Linked DNA regions of Mus musculus: region 2 is linked to region 1. The links are chromatin loops, found by intact Hi-C in ENCODE. Cell type or tissue: gastrocnemius. All regions are shown on one strand.

Evidence for each region. Peaks named below come from ENCODE experiments on the same cell type or tissue, not always from the same donor. Only the 100,000 strongest peaks of a DNase experiment are listed, where the experiment ranks them.
Region 2: it touches region 1 in a loop (1.9-fold over the local background); 2 of 42 quality-filtered maps call a loop at or near these places.

Annotation. Positions count from the first base shown.
Region 1 is chr3:136,844,963-136,852,962 of GRCm38, forward strand. The region is part of intron 2 of Ppp3ca (protein phosphatase 3, catalytic subunit, alpha isoform); the gene reads left to right. Among named protein-coding and RNA genes, the nearest start is that of 1700006H20Rik, 110 kb to the right of the region's middle. In gastrocnemius, no CTCF peak of the experiment used is centred here; DNase peaks (open chromatin) are centred at 4,268 and 4,936; H3K27ac peaks cover 585 bases.
Region 2 is chr3:136,798,366-136,806,365 of GRCm38, forward strand. All of the region lies in intron 2 of Ppp3ca (protein phosphatase 3, catalytic subunit, alpha isoform), which reads left to right. Among named protein-coding and RNA genes, the nearest start is that of Ppp3ca, 130 kb to the left of the region's middle. In gastrocnemius, no CTCF peak of the experiment used is centred here; a DNase peak (open chromatin) is centred at 4,384; H3K4me3 peaks cover 357 bases; H3K27ac peaks cover 1,579 bases.

The sequences.
Region 1 (8,000 bases):
ATCCAGAGTTTGCACATCAGTCATGACTAGAGAATGTCACTCTGGCCATCATGGACTGAGGCATTTCCGTCATCAGCTGTTGACAGTGTACTTAGACTCTTGAATCTCCAACTGCCTCTTTATGGCAAAATATATTAGTCAGGATGATATGATGATGTCTTCTCTCTCCCTTGCCCCTCCTCTCTTCTCTCTTCCCTCCCTCCCTCCCTCCCTCCCTTCCTTCGTTTTTTCTCTTTCTTTCTTTCTTTCTTTCTTTCTTTCTTTCTTTCTTTCTTTCTTTCTTTCTTTCTTTCTTTCTTTCTTTCTTTCTTTGATTGTTTAATACAGTTTGGGTTTTGTTTGGTATGAGTCAGGCTCTCGCACTATAGCACAGGCTAGCCTCAAGCATACTATGTAAATTAGGCTGGATTTATGCTAACCCATTCACTGTAGTCCTCCTGCTTAACCTCTCCAGTGCTTGGGTTACCGAGCTTGTATGCCATGACTTATTAGTCTGTGTCTAGTTTGAATGATTATGTTGTGAACGTTCTTAAAGACTTAATTAGTCTTTGGATAATGAGAAAGTGAAGTTAAGCAGGAGATAAGTGTGGCACCCATAATAGAAATTCTGATCATAGGCATTACAGTACGGGTCTCAATGTCCACCAAATGTGTTTCCAGGATGCATGGCTCTCTTCTTTCTCACAGTCTCCACTACAGAGCTGCTGTGCCTTTGGGGCACTGGAGACTCACCATACTGCCTTACATCCCAAGGTCAGCTACAAACAAGCAATTACACTGTATCTCTAGATTTCTGGTGGGAAATTATAGCAAGTACAAATCAGTAGCTATCAAATTCTCTGCTTCTTCACAGCTATCTGTAGATATCCAGGGAACATTAAGTCTGCCAGTCTAGTGTATTTTTCTTCTGTCCTAAGATTATGATCAAGACCTTAAATGTGTTATCTCCTTTCTTTTTATGGCCAGCCAAGTTACAGTCAAACACACTTCTTTTTCTCCTGTGTTATTTCTTCTTTCAGTTGATCTCAAATGCTTGACAGGTATACTCGTTCTTTTCCTTGTCATTACAATGCTTATATCAAATGGCATTGTCTTTCAACACAGTAGAGACTGTAAATCATATTCACTACTTTGTGTTATAGTTACAAATCCAGCATTCATTCATTCATTCATTCATTCATTCATTCCTAACATAATGTTTCTAACATGGTCACTGATAGTTTGCTGGACTTAGGAATGAATAAAGGAGGATCTGACCTCTGGAATTATGTTCTAGTCAAGAGATGTAAGCAAAAGTATTACATATCAATGGATAAAATAGAGAATGAAGAGATATCTCAGTTGTTAAGGTCTTTTCTGAGCAAATATGAGAATCTGAGCTTGAATATGTATTCTCTATATAAAAGCTGGGTGTATCCAGCACTGTGTTGATAGAAACAGAGATTTGGGTGTTCAGTGGCCCAGTAGGATACTCTAGGTTCAAGGAGAGACTGTCACAGACAAAGTGGAGAATGATGGCGGAGACACCCTAAGTCTAAATCTGGTCTAAATCCATACATGTGCACATTGATGAACACTTCTCCACCTCCACTCGGACAAACACTCACACATGCATGCTTCTACTTCATAGAGTGTAACAGATGCTCTGAAATCTAAAAAAGGGTGAGGATGGGGTTGTAAGGAGCAAGTGTGAGATAAAGATCAGAAAAGATGGAACCCCACTAGAATAAAGCAGACACATGGCTGAGGGAAGTGCTAGCCTTTGAACTAAGGAACCCTGTAAACACTGGCCACATAGCAAAGAAAGGAACTAGGTGAGAGGGACATTGAGGGTTGAGAGTGAGCTGCCAGGTATACTCGTTCTTTTCCTTGTCGTTACAATGCTTATATCAAATGGCATTGTCTTTCAATGTAACATTATGGACCATGTCTTTTACTCAGTTCCAAGCGCGGGCCCCTGTAGAATTTTGGAGTAGACCTAAGAAACACTTGTCATGTCATCTCGATATTTTGTTATCTCTGTTTCCATTATGTCTTGGCCTCTCTTTTTGAATCATGAGCAACTAAACCAAACAACTTGGTATTCTTTAACAACAAACTGCTATTAAAAGAAGTCTTTCAGATAGCCATGCTCACACGGTTCAATGTACCTCCTTTGACTTGCTTTATGAGAAGAGAATGCTAGAGACAGATAATAGTATTTATATTTATTTCCAACACGTGCCTAAAAGAAGCATGTGTCTGTAGATTGAGAGGCAGCCAGTCCCATAATTCTGCAGTTGTATACATTGAAACAAAATGTTTTTTTTTGGAACTACGCAGTAAGATCTCTATACAGTAAGGCTGATGTCATTTTCTAGTTGATGATAATGCAGTATTTATGATCTGAGCACAGATGTATTTGACTTTTACCAGAAAAATGAAAAGTAATTTTTTTCCCCTGAAGAAAACTGAAGTTAGGGAATAGGGGATTTTGTTTGTTTCTTTGTTTTTCTACAGCAGAGTTAACGTGCCTTTTCCATAGAAGATAGAGAATGGGGGACAAGAAAGTGCCCCCAGGCCTGACAGGCTGTTGAGTGACACTATGAGCTGAGCAAGTCTCCTAGCAAACCCCTAGCATGATCTTGACAACATGTGCTGAGGGTGCATTGTGTGTCTGCTGGAATGTATGTCTTGAAGAACACTGTGTGTGTGTGTGAGTGTGTGTGTGTGTGTGTGTGTGTGTGTGTGTGTGTGTGTGTGTGTGTGTGTTTAAGGGGAATAACTGAGGCATTTGTCCTAAATTCTGCTCTCAGAACCAACGTGGATGCACATTCATACAAATAATGGAAACAGGAACAGATCTGTAGGCATCTCCTTCAGCAAACAGAAATTGAATGATTACAAATTGCCATTATCCATAGGGGGAAAAAAAAGCACTGTTAAGTAATAGCATATAAAGAGGAAGGATTTGCTATAGTCTTAGTGAAATATGAGTGAACTCTGTAGAATTCATCAGAAAATCAATGCTAAAGACTTCATGTTTGACCCAAAGCTTCGATTGCATATTAATGTCATATTTCTAGAGAATTTTATAACTCCATAAGATAAATTACTTCAAAGGCATTTGGGGGGCAGGGTGGGGATGTGCCTCAGAAGTAGAGGATTTGCCTAGCGTGTATGATACCTAACCTGTACCTGTAACAACACTACAGAACAAAGAAATACACTGGGAAGGAAGCAGATAAGGGGAAGGGAGAGGGGTTTTAGATAACTGTCCATCCCATTTATCTTAGTATACATTCTCAAATAGAAATCGTTTTATAGAAGAAAAGGTTTATATTCAAACAAGTAGAAAACAGACTCAAAGCCTCTCTGCTTCTTGTCTAGTAAGTGTGGGACAAAACAAGCAAACGAGAATACACAAAACAAAGTCTGTTTTCCATAAAGATCGCTCCATCATAACAGGTTATGGAGATTCTGTTTAGGTTTACTGGATGCACATCGGCAGTCCTGTAACCCTTGTATGATGAAAGAACACATTTACTGTGTGTGGACAATGTGTGCATAGTATTAGGTCTCGTAGACAATGCAATAAGAGTGAGCTATCCTTCTAGTTCCCTGCCCATATTTGAGAGTATGAAAAATACTATGCATAGGATTAAGAGCGCTGGTCCCTCTGTAACCCTTCACCAAGATCACCTGGAATATATTAAAGCTGAGGTTTAGTTCCATTTTTCTAAGATGTTTGGCTCAACCAAAACAAATAAGGGGAATTTATTTATAACCATTTTATTTAAATCAGTTTTGATATGTAAAGTTCCTGTCTATAGCATTGTCCTAACATGTCAGTTTTAGGAGGGGTTTTTTTTGGTTATTATTTAAAAGCGATTAACCATGTTAAAGGTATATAGAGTCACGCATGCAGCCCTTTATGTTCTTCAATCACAGAATCTTAAGACTTCACATGTAACTCCTTATACAACCATATATGGACATGTGATATTTATTGTAAGTAAGGATGAGTTGTAGTAAGATAAGATTTCAGACTAAAGTACGGAGTGGAAATCACTTGTTATTATGAGTAGTAACACACACACACACACACACACACACACACACACACACACATCTTCCCCACTTTAGAGAGGACCTCTCAGAACCCATTTGGATTTTATTACTTGTCTCCAGATGAGGTGCTTGGTGGCTGGGAGGCCAAGAGTTGAATCTGCTGAGTTAACAGATGAACTCTACAGTTGCCCCCAGCATTAACTGCTTTTCCACAGGGACTGGCTGGAGTCCAGGCTGGAGAGCTCTCTGAGAGGAAGAGACAGGCAGTACCATGGTGAGGTGTTAGGATTTTGTCATTTAACCAATGAGCAAACAGTCAGTATTTCTGCCCAGAGAAGGACCATGGAAAAGGAGGCCTCTAAGATGAGTAAGATCTCAACTTTACATGTGAGACGACATACAATGGCCCATTCATGAATCAATTGTTTTATATAACATGATCATTGCTGGTATGTTACTGTTTCATGGAGGGTTATCTTCTTCCCTTCTGAAGATTGACAGGTGGGCTATATGGATGTGCCTAATCTCAGACCACTGGAGAGTGGTAATTGCTATCTTTTATCTTTGGCTTGACATATTTAGAGTAGAAGAAGATGTTAGGCAGGGGGAGAAAAATATAATAAACTGATATAGGATGATTGGCTTCTGGAAAGAAAAGTATCAGCCACACTGGACAATTTAAAATGGCCCACTAGCTGGCCACCTATGGCCACCGAGCATGGAGGACCTCAAGTACTCCAATGGAGGGCAGTCCATCCTGCTCTGGGCAAGCTGACTTTTGTTTAGGTGGATGTGGAAAGCAGGATTGTATCAAGGTAGTCCTTAGAGCAGCTGTGAAAGGGGCCTGAACGTCACCAACACACCTGGGAAGGCCTGGGCATGTTTTTGCGTCTTCTCACACCAGCTGGGCGTGGTGCCCAGGAATCACACAATCTTCTCTGCCAGCTCTGTGGATCCTAATTGAATGTGATCTTTTAGCTGTATCTTAAGGAGTGAGCTCAGTCAGGTCTATGGTTCCCTTTCCCATCTTGCCTTTCAGGACTTGGGGGAAAGAACCATAGGTTCAGAAAGAGATTGAACAGTGGTTACACTAGACAATATCAGAAAATCCCCTTTGTAATATGCCTGCCAACTTCTGTTCCATTAGGCAAATATTCATTAAGCTTCTGTTATGTAAATACAGAGGTATCTATTAAGATAGACACTTCCCTTACAATTGAATGGAATTATAATAATGGAACAGTGCCACATTCCAGCAGTTGCTTATTTTCTATTTTAACTCCTGAATCCTGAACAGACTTGAGTTGCCTGTGCTTTTGATATGGGTATCATTGCCTGTTCATGCTCAAGGGTGGATGTAGCTGTTGATGTACTTGTGCCTGAATTGTGAGTGTTGTTGGAACCATCTATATTGAATTTGATCATTATCTTCAGTGCCTTCAATACATGATATGTATATATATTTGGAAAGGCTCAGAATTAAAGCAATGAGGTACCATTGAAGAAAAAAATCACTACTGATAGCCTGTCTCATTTCTGCTTAAGAGCCTGCATATTAAAGATGACTGTAGCCGGGCGGTGGTGGTGCACACCTTCAATCCCAGCATTTGGGAGGCAGAGGCAGGAGAATTTCTGAGTTTGAGGCCAGCCTGGTCTACAGAGTGAGTTCCAGGACAGCCAGGGCTATACAGAGAAATCCTGTCTCAAAAAAAAAAAAAAACAAAAACTATATATATATATATATATATATATATATATATATATAAAAGACTGTAAACGTCCAAGCACAGGATCGACTTTTAAGCATCAAAGCCAGAAGTCCAGCAGTTAAATGAGGTTATGATACTAGAAAGTCAGAGGTTCTTGAGATATCATAGGTGAAGCTATAGACTGAAAATCATCAATAACCCTGATGCAGAAAGCCACTGTGAGGAATCAGACTCAAAAGGGAAGAGGATTTAGACCAGAATAATGTTTTCTGTAGTATATAGAGTAAATATTTTAAATGATAACCAAACATGACTGTGTTTTAAAACTGCTTAATTTAGAACCAACAGTAATGGCACATCATCTAATCCCTGATGTCTTAGGTTCACTGAATAGGATAGATAGCAATGGAAATCGCTAATAAGATGTGATAAGATATATTATGTCTTCTTCCTCTAGCACTTGTAAGGGCCACCATTCTTTCTTTGGTTTCTCAGATAAGGATATTTGTTAACTGACTCAGTCCCTCACTGACTCAGTCCCTCACATCCATTGGTTGTGGAACTACCCTCTGGTCCAGAATTACAATTTTTTGGCTGCAGATGAAGAACACTGTCAACTAATCAAAAAGGGAAAATGAGGAGATGACATGGGGCCTGATAATGTAACAATACCGACACACTGCATTCCACATGGCCTACATTCATCCATTTTGGGGTGAGCTCACTGGAGTACCCCACTGGATAATCAGCTGAACAGTTTACTTGGGGAAAAAATGTGTCCCCCTTGATTGGATCAGTGGGGCTGCCTTTTGATTTGATTCATTCTGCTCTTGATAAAACCATTCAAAGTAACAAAGTGAAGCCATCCTGGAGACTCCTCCATGGTTGGCCTCCCTAACACTTCAGAGCAGTTGTCATGTCATCTGCTTAGGTTTCCAGAACCAACACTCCTTGTATTTCTCACAAAACAGGATTTCTAAGGCCCTGCTTAGTGTCTGTCCTGCTCCCTTCATGCCTGTGTTTGGTTCCTAACTATGTCCCTCTCTGAAGATCAGCATACGCTCTTGCCTCAGAGCATCAACGTATAATTAGGGCACAAGTTGAGTTTTCACTCAGAAGAACCTTCCAGGATCTTTGAAAGGTGATGGTTCTAATGCAGCCTCCCTGCATTGTTTGTTTTTCTTTTCAACTTTTTCATGGTAGCCAGCAAGTGGATGAAGAGGCTAAACTCTTAACTAGGAGAAAAGGCAGCTGATTGAAGTCCGAGTCCTACTGTTTTTTTCTTGAGAAACTTTGACTACAGAGACTAGATGCTCTGATGGTTGAGAGGCCTGTCTGTGTGGAAGGTTGACCTCAACTCAGAGAGAGGCTGCCTATGGACTAATCCTATCTCTGCCCTTTATTTGCTGGGCAGTTCCTTCAGTGTTCTCAGTTCTCTCTCTGTTAGGTTGGGGTAATCTACAGTTTTCATGCCATAGGGTTGTTCATCTAAAATCTGTAGAAGCATTTTAAAGTGTTGACAGCTACTAGTTGTAAGAGGCAATAATATTGCTGCATTTAACAATAGCAATGGATTATTAACTAGGTATCTTCACTGAACCCCCTGGGGCTTTCTTTTAACGTTCACCCGTTTGCCTTTTTATTCTCTTAACAAAACATAAAGAAAAGTGTTCTCATACAGTTTGGAAGACTAGAGTTTGAAATAAAATGCTGACAAAGCTATCTTGCCTACTGATCCTTAGAGCATAGCGCTTCCTTGACCACTTAGAGCTTTTGATGGCCTCAGATCCCCCATAGCTTATGAGACCAGAGCTCTCATCTCTGGCTCTGGCTCCATGCTGTCTTGATGCCTTCCTCTGTATCAGATGTGCGTCTTCTTGCATGTTACATTGAATCAGGGCTCACCCCAGATGATGACCTCATGTTACCCTGATTATAGCTGCAGAGATCCTATTTCCAAATTAGTCACAGTTTGTCTACCAGAGGTTAAGAGGGGAATATAGTTCAACACATACTTTCTAGAGCGTGAGTGAGTACTCAGAATGGAATAGTTGGATGCTCCCAAATATGGAGAGGATTTGAATATGTTGAAAAAGAAGGCAGGAGATCTATGGGCAGGCAATATTTAGACATTTCACTGAAAAGTAGCATTATGAGTTGCTCAAATGAAATAATGTAGCCCAGAACTCTGCTAAGGGATAGCAGGAGTTTAGCCCCCTATTACCGAATGAAATATGGACT
Region 2 (8,000 bases), 47 kb before region 1:
CTGTGCTCAGGTCTAGTAGTCTCTGTTTGATTAAGTCCTCTGAGTTGTTCTGGTCCATATTAAAGTATGAGAGAATACTTGAGCCTCCTTCCTATGGCATTGTGCCTAGGGTTACTTCTTTAATGCTCTTTTTTTTGTCACTTTTCTTAGAAAGTTAAATATTTTATTGTAAGTATGCTCCTCTTGCATCATAAAAATGAAATCTTACTATAAGGCAGCACCTATTACCCAGAGAATTTAATCTACTGTCTATGGAGTTTGCTGAGAGTATAGGCACTTACTTTCAGTGGAGCTAAAAGTGTTTATTTTTATTTTTTAATATTTTAAACTTGGCCTGAGAAAACATTTCAATGGAGAATATTTGAAAGGAAAGGGACATGAAAAGATTTTTATATCCACTTGGGTTTTTCATCTTCTGAGTCTTCATATATTTATGCTATTGTTATTCAGGTCTATTTTTGCATGGGACAATACCACAGGGAAGAGGTTCCCTGAGTGTCAGAATAGACCTTTGCTGATTGCAGAGTACTGAAGGATTCTCCGTCCAAAGAAATTGACCTTATCCACAGTTTATTTTTGGTTAGCAATTTCAATGCTGATGGAGGTTAGAGTTTGGTAGCAGAAGGCATTTGTTCTTTTGAGATTGACTCTGTGTTGGGCCATTGTTACTAAGTCATACCACAAGCCTACCCTGTGCACATCTGAGTCAGCCCTAGTTTCCGTATTATCAGATGGGGTTCTGCATTATCTCCTGCTCATGCTACAAGGATGTGATTGTACTTCCCTTTCTTCCGCACTGAAACCCTAGAAACAAAATGAGATAAAATTAGTAATTTAAGACTACTAAATAATACACAGCAGCAAGAATATCTTATCACTTGATTGTAATTGCCTTATTATATTAATGATAATGCATAAGCATTAGATTATATCTTTCTGATTATGTTTATTTGTTACCTATAAGAATAAATGATACATGATTTTATTAGGTTTATTTTTCTCTACCTTTCACATGATAATGTGCACCTTCCAATGAAGACTTGATGTTAAATTCACTAATGAGCCAAATAGGTATTAATGAAGATGATACGTATAGCTAAAAATAAACATAAGATAATGTTTAGGGGAATATGTTCTCTGGAATGGCTCAGTCACCTCCTCTGGGTGAGTAGTTGCCCTTGGAAGGAAACAGAGGAAGATCGTGGAAGAACTGTGTGTATGAGGTCTCATCTCTGAAGTCTAACCCTGTGTGTAGGCTCAGGACACACCTGGCTCCTCTAAACAGATTCCACACGACACTTAAGCAGTTTTCAGGACAGAGATTTGAAGCTGTTTGGATCTCATGGATCATGAAATGTTTTATGTGTTTGCTGTGGTCACTACTCCATTTTACTCTGAATATAAAGATACAGATACTAGCGGCAAAGACACTGGGCAAAAAGGATTTATTTAACATCAAGGTAAATGGGAGAAAAGCTTTCTGTCTAGGCTGCTATACAAAAATATCTAAATCTAACTCATTTATAAGCAACAAATCTACCAGTATATTGCAAGTTCATGGTGTTAGAAGATTTAATGTTCCTGGTAGGTCCTGATCCCTGGTTCACAGACAATGGCTTCTCCTGTGTTCTTACATGGGAGAAGGAAGGGGGGCCCAAGTCTATAGACACTGACTGCATTTACAAGTGCTGTATAGTGCCATTCATGAAACCTTCCAGAGTCTCTCATACTGGATATTAGATTTCAGCATAGGCATCTGCGGGAGACCTAAGTGTTCAGACCTCAACAGGTACAGGAAGGAACATACTCTAACCTATGACTCTCTGAACATAAACTGAAACATGGATGAATTGGGGGAAAGTAGGGCAGATGGATCAAGGACCTAGAGAAGCTTTTCTTTTTGTTTGGAGTAAAAGTGAAATAACAGTAACTTGGAATCTAGACACCTCCCATATCTGAAGCCTTCTGAGCAACAGGGAACCATTCAAACTTTCAAGAAACCAGAACATGTCAGACTTTTGGATTAGGGATAGTCACCCCATAAAGTCATTTCAAATACTTAGTCCAGGAAACCTCTCCAATCAAGCCTTCAGGATGTAGAGGTCCTGGACCTGATTTAAGACCTTGGTAATGTTTTATGATATCTGGTGACCTTATTCTGAGATTTTACCCTATTTGGACAGCTGAGTCTACTAGATGATATTTATATGTTAACTTAGAGTTTATTTGTTTAGATAATTGAATCAGCAAAGTTATATAATTAGTTTATACTTGAAAATTATCATAATAAAGTATCCTTTATATAATTCTCTTTGCCACCCTTAAAAGACAAACTGTGAAAGAATTCAAAAAAGAAAGGAGAATATAAAAGGGAGTAGGGTGGGTGGGCAAGGATCATATATTGGTAAGACATAAGGAAAAATGAAGGAGACATGATTGTGTTTTGGGCAGATAATGGCCTGAAACCTGACTTTAATGTGTCTGTTTCTCATTTTTCTTATGGTCATATATATGTGATTTTGGTGTGCCTGTTTTTCACGTTTATGGGCACATGTATGTGCATGTGGGCAATTCCACATTAAGGAAAAAGCAAATGGCAAATAATGTATTTGCAAATATTTGTTGCTCCTTAACTTACTTGCAATTCTTTTGTGCTTTTTATTAATAAAAGTATTTTCTGTGTAGGAGTAGAGCCCTGACATCTGCCATAATTTGATTAATTGTGTTGAACCTGGGAACCAGTGTTTTGGTTAGTAACAATTGGATATTCATCCCTTTATAGATTTTTAGGTAGAGGAATTTTAATCAGCAACATGGCTGCTCTGGCAAGGGATCACATCCAAAGATCCTGCTGCAATGCATGCCCTGGATCAAATTTGGCTGGAATATAGACACACCCTTAATACACAGCTCTAATCCCTAAATATGAAGGTAAGGTTAGTTTGTAGAAGGAAGCAACCATATGTGAAAGAAAGTGATATCTAATTGAGGGGCAGACAAAGTGGTGAATCAGAAAAAGATTTCACAGAATGAGTCAGAGATAGACTATGCTCACTAGAGGGGCTACTTAAGAGCAGCAAGAGAGACAAGAGGTATGGTGTATGGTGTTTATGGCAGTTTTACTGAGACAGGTTACATAGAGAACAACCTAGACATCAGTAAAGACCGAATAACCCAAAGAATGAGAAGGAGCCAGAGGATTATAACATATTGCCAAAGTTAATTCTGAAAATTGGCTCTTGTTTTATAATTGCTCCTCTGCAAATGTATATACATGATACTTTAAAAAAAAGCAGCTAGATATTAGTGTGACCACTCAGTTTGGTCAATCAACATGATAGATATTTATACCTCTGATATAGATGATGTGGGGTATGAACTTGCGAGCAAGACCTGGTTGCTGCCCTCCAAGGACACAGATGATAGCAGGAAACATTGTCTGCCCAACGAAAGGCACATCACAGCTCTCACTAATCTAAAGGCCATGCATGGTCTTTCTTACCTTTGGAAGTATAGCTGTCTCAAAGTCCAAACTCCTTTTCATTTTCCAAATAATAGTATAGTGGTTTCCCTGACAGTATCCACTGATTAGATTATTAGAGCTTAAAAAAAAAAAAAAGAAAAGAAAAACAAACCTAACTGGGACCCAACCTGTGCCAGGTATGAACTAGAACTCTTCAGGAAGCTTGGGACTGGGAGCGTGCTTCCTTTTCTTTCCTAAAGGCCTTCCTTGGAATCACACCACAGGTAGATACTTTTAATTTGTTAGGAGCTGAGGCAGACGCCTCTGATAATGGGGGAAATGTAGAAAAGAACTTGAAAACTGACAGGCTACCTAGTGTTTGAATGGGTCCCTCTGTTTTACTATATGAAAAAGATGCAGAATAGCCTTCTGGGTGGGAAATAACAACACAAATTGAAATAGACATCTTTTGAATGGTGGCAAGGATTATTGTTGAAAACCTGGTATGGTAGGTGGGTGAGCAAGCAACTGAAGAGTGGAATGATCTGGGCCAGTCCTGTTGTATCAACTCTGGTCAGGAACCAGGCTTTCAAGGAAACCCTGATTTTGGCAGAGGGAGGCCAATGAGTGTAAGGTATTCTTGCAGATTCCAGCTTGGTACTGCATGTCCTATGGAAAGTCTTACTCTCCAGTTTCCTATTGGCTGAGCAGAGTACTCTGAGCCTGTCGGTGGAGCAGAGGCAGAGCAGGGGCTTCAGCTTCTGCAGAGTGATTTAGAACCCTGATTCTGCTCTCTGGGCTGAGGGCATGGGCGGGCATCATCTGGGCTAACTGCTAATCTCTCCGTCTGTCTGCTTCCTGCAGTGGCGGATTTGTCTCTGGTGCAGGTCAGGATTCCCTCCATGGCTAGGCCTGCCATTTAGCACATCAGGCAGTTGCCAGGAGAACCCTCTGGCTTTGTTCCTGGATGTGAGAGTGGACCTGGGGCCAAGTTTAAGGTCACGGTAGCCCTTCCCTTGAAGCAGCTGACATCAATTAGAATTCCCCTTGCCTGCAACTCTGGGGAGAGCTAAGTGGCATTGGATTCCTAGTGGGACCTAAAAGATCAGTGTTTATTCTTACCCTACTATCATTTGTCACCAGGAAGGAGTGTGGACTTAGTTTACATGGGGACAGAATATTACCTTTCTGCAGTTTCTGAAACTTGCACTTTCAGTGGCCAGATTTTCAGGGCTCTCTCTGCAGTCCTAATCCTATTGGTACCTGGCCCAGGGGCGGCAAATCAGTAGTTCTGACCTGGCAGGTGAGGTAACACACACACACACACACACACACACACACACACACACACACACACACACACACACACACGATGGAGAAGATAATGTCTATTTTTCTCATCTTTTCACTTCTTGATCCTACCCTGTTGACCTTTCATTAACAAATGAGAAACGGGACTGAAAGTACCATGGTGGTTAGCCTTTCCAGATGGGAACACCAATCAGAGTCAACCCCTGGATGTTTTCAGAGGTCTCGAGTCTGGAACAGAGACTTTGAATATCTAATGAGTTTCTGGGTCATAATGATTCTCTTGAAATTCTGCATTGTGAGATCTGGTGTGAATAGAAGGGTCAGAGTCTCATCACTGAAGACCTTGCTCTGCCCGGGCTCTTGTCTGTATGACTAAGGCTTTCCAGGTACACTGTATTGTGGGTGCTCTTCTGTGTCAGAACAGATCTCATGTAAATATTCAACTGATTTGCTCAAAGTAAATTATAATAATAGCAAAATTAAAACATATGGGAACTCCAGGGTATATTTGTTTCTATATTTCTGTGTATGTCAGTCATATCAATAAACAGCAGTTAAATATCGGTAATTTAAGCAGCAGGTATCCTTTTATCATTTTCCCTATTTCTAACTCCCCCTCCAAATTTATTAATATTTGTCTTACTGCAGTAGTTTGGAAGTTTGAAGTGCCATATAAATTAGTTAGAAATTTCTGTTTTAAAAAAAGATATTAGTTTTTTTAAATTTATGTGTGTGTATGTGTGTGTCTAGGTATGTGAGTGCCACCATTATGCAAGTGGCTTTCAAGGCCAGAAAGGATGTCAGATCCCTTGGAGGTAGAATTACAGGGCCACCTGATATGCGTGCTGGGAATCCAACTGTGGTCTTCTGTATGAGCAGCAAGTGCCCATAACATTGAACCATAACCCCAACATCCGAGGTCATTGCTAAAATAAGGAATCTGTAGGTTAAATTTTGTTGTTGTTTTGGTTTTTGTTTGTTTTTCTTAATACTCTCAGCTTCTGAAGGAAGGACCGATTTTTCTTGTTTATAATCTAAAACCCTGGGAGAGAATAAAATGAGGATAATTGGGAAGAGAACGCATACATAAGATAAGTCAAACGTAAAATGAGTTTCTTTTAGTGATCAATTCTTTTTCTACTTATTTTTTTTTCAGTTTTTTTCAGTTAACATACAAGGCATTAGATGTATTTTTGGTGTTTCTGAACAATGTGTGCTCTGAGATTCCCCCTGCCCCCTTTGTGCCCGCCCACAATATCTTGATTCCCTTCTTATTCTCTCCAATGTTTACCTTTTCAGATGTGGCTCTTTTTCCATCCCTCTGCAGTTTGTCATCACCTATTTTTACTCATTTGGTCTCTTTTCAATAGTTTAGACCTTATAGGCACATATACACATATGTATAAATATTTCATATATATGCATATAAATTATATATATACATACACATATACGTGTGCGTGTGTGTCTGTGTTACTTAATAGACTAGGATTCATACATGAGAGAACATTCTGGCTTTGTCTTTCTTACTTCACGCCACATTTACTTAATGATCTCATTTATAAGAATGGATATTAACAACGTCATTTATTTATGCTTACCTTTCTTGTCAGGATCATACATTTTTGTTGTATTGGAGATAGTGTTTTTCTTAATGTGTTGCTTTTGGTTTTGTTTGAGTTTTATGATCTGATATTTGACACTATAATATTAAAAACTTCTCTTTGGGGGCATTGTGAGTTGAGTCAGACAGCAAGGGCTCTTTCAGCCAAGAATTACCACCTGAGTTGGATCCCTGGGGCCCACAGGTGACAGAAGAGAACCAAATCTCAACTGTTATCCCCTGAGCTCCTTCCATATGCTATAGTGCACACACATGCACAGGCATAAATAAATAATATAATACAAATAAGGCAAATCAATTAGAAATTCCTGGGCCTAATCTCACATTAGATGGAGTCACTAGCTGGCCTGCAAGTGTGCCATCGGATCTGAGATGCTACCGAGATGGCTTGTTACACAGTAGGTCTATCTGGGCTTTGGCAGCAGAGGCCTATGTCACTTTTTGCTTCTGAAGGGGAACCAATTGAATTGATACCCAGAGTCACTTGTTTCCCTTTTTAAACAAAGGCACGTTTGACTTTTCCTTTCTACTTTGTCAAGGTGATAGGCAAATTTGTTTTTATCTTCCATAACATAATCATCGGATTCTTTTTTTTTCTCTTTTTTTTTATTACGTATTTTCCTCAATTACATTTTCAATGCTATCCCAAAAGTCCCCCATACCCTCCCCCCCACTTCCCTACCCACCCATTCCCATTTTTTTGGCCCTGGCGTTCCCCTGTATTGGGGCATATAAAGTTTGCGTGTCCAATGGGCCTCTCTTTCCAGTGATGGCCAACTAGGCCATCATTTGATACATATGCAGCTAGAGTCAAGAGCTCCGGGGTACTGGTTAGTTCATAATGTTGTTGCACCTACAGGGTTGCAGATCTCTTTAGCTCCTTGGGTACTTTCTCTAGCTCCTCCATTGGGGACTCTGTGTTGCATCCAATAGTTGACTGTGAGCATCCACTTCTGTGTTTGCTAGGCCCCGGCCTAGTTTTACAAGAGACAGCTATATCAGGGTCCTTTCAGCCAACCGGATTCTTTACTTTAGAGCAAAGTTAAAAAAAAAAACGAATTGGGCTGTATCCACCATTATGGTATCCCACACAGCATCTCCTCAGACCAAGGGACTCATTTTCCAGACAAAAAAATGCTGTCAGAAGCTCATGTTGATAGTTTGACCACGTACTCTCCAATCCTAGTCCTGAAACTGCTGGCTTGTTAGAAGGTGGAATGGATAAAATCACAGGCAGTGCTCTAATTGGTTGGCAGTATCGGGGAGGCAGCTGTGCTCATAGGTTGTATGATATGTGGAATCACCTGGCGGGTCCAGGTAAGTATGTTTTCACATAGTTTTTAAAAGGTAAAGTTTGAGTGCATATTTAACTAGTCTGTAGGTAAGTGTGTGGTTATCAGATAACACAGACTTGAAACAAAGGCTTCGTTTGTTTGAAATTTTCTTCAGCATGTTTTAAACACTAATGGTGAGTGCCTTCAAATGAAAGCCTTAGCTTAGTATTAACTTATTAAATATATATCAAAACTAGGTGAAAGTTAGCGAATTATCTGCATTATTGATATAAAATATCCATTCAAGTTGAGACTCAATTAGGGAGAC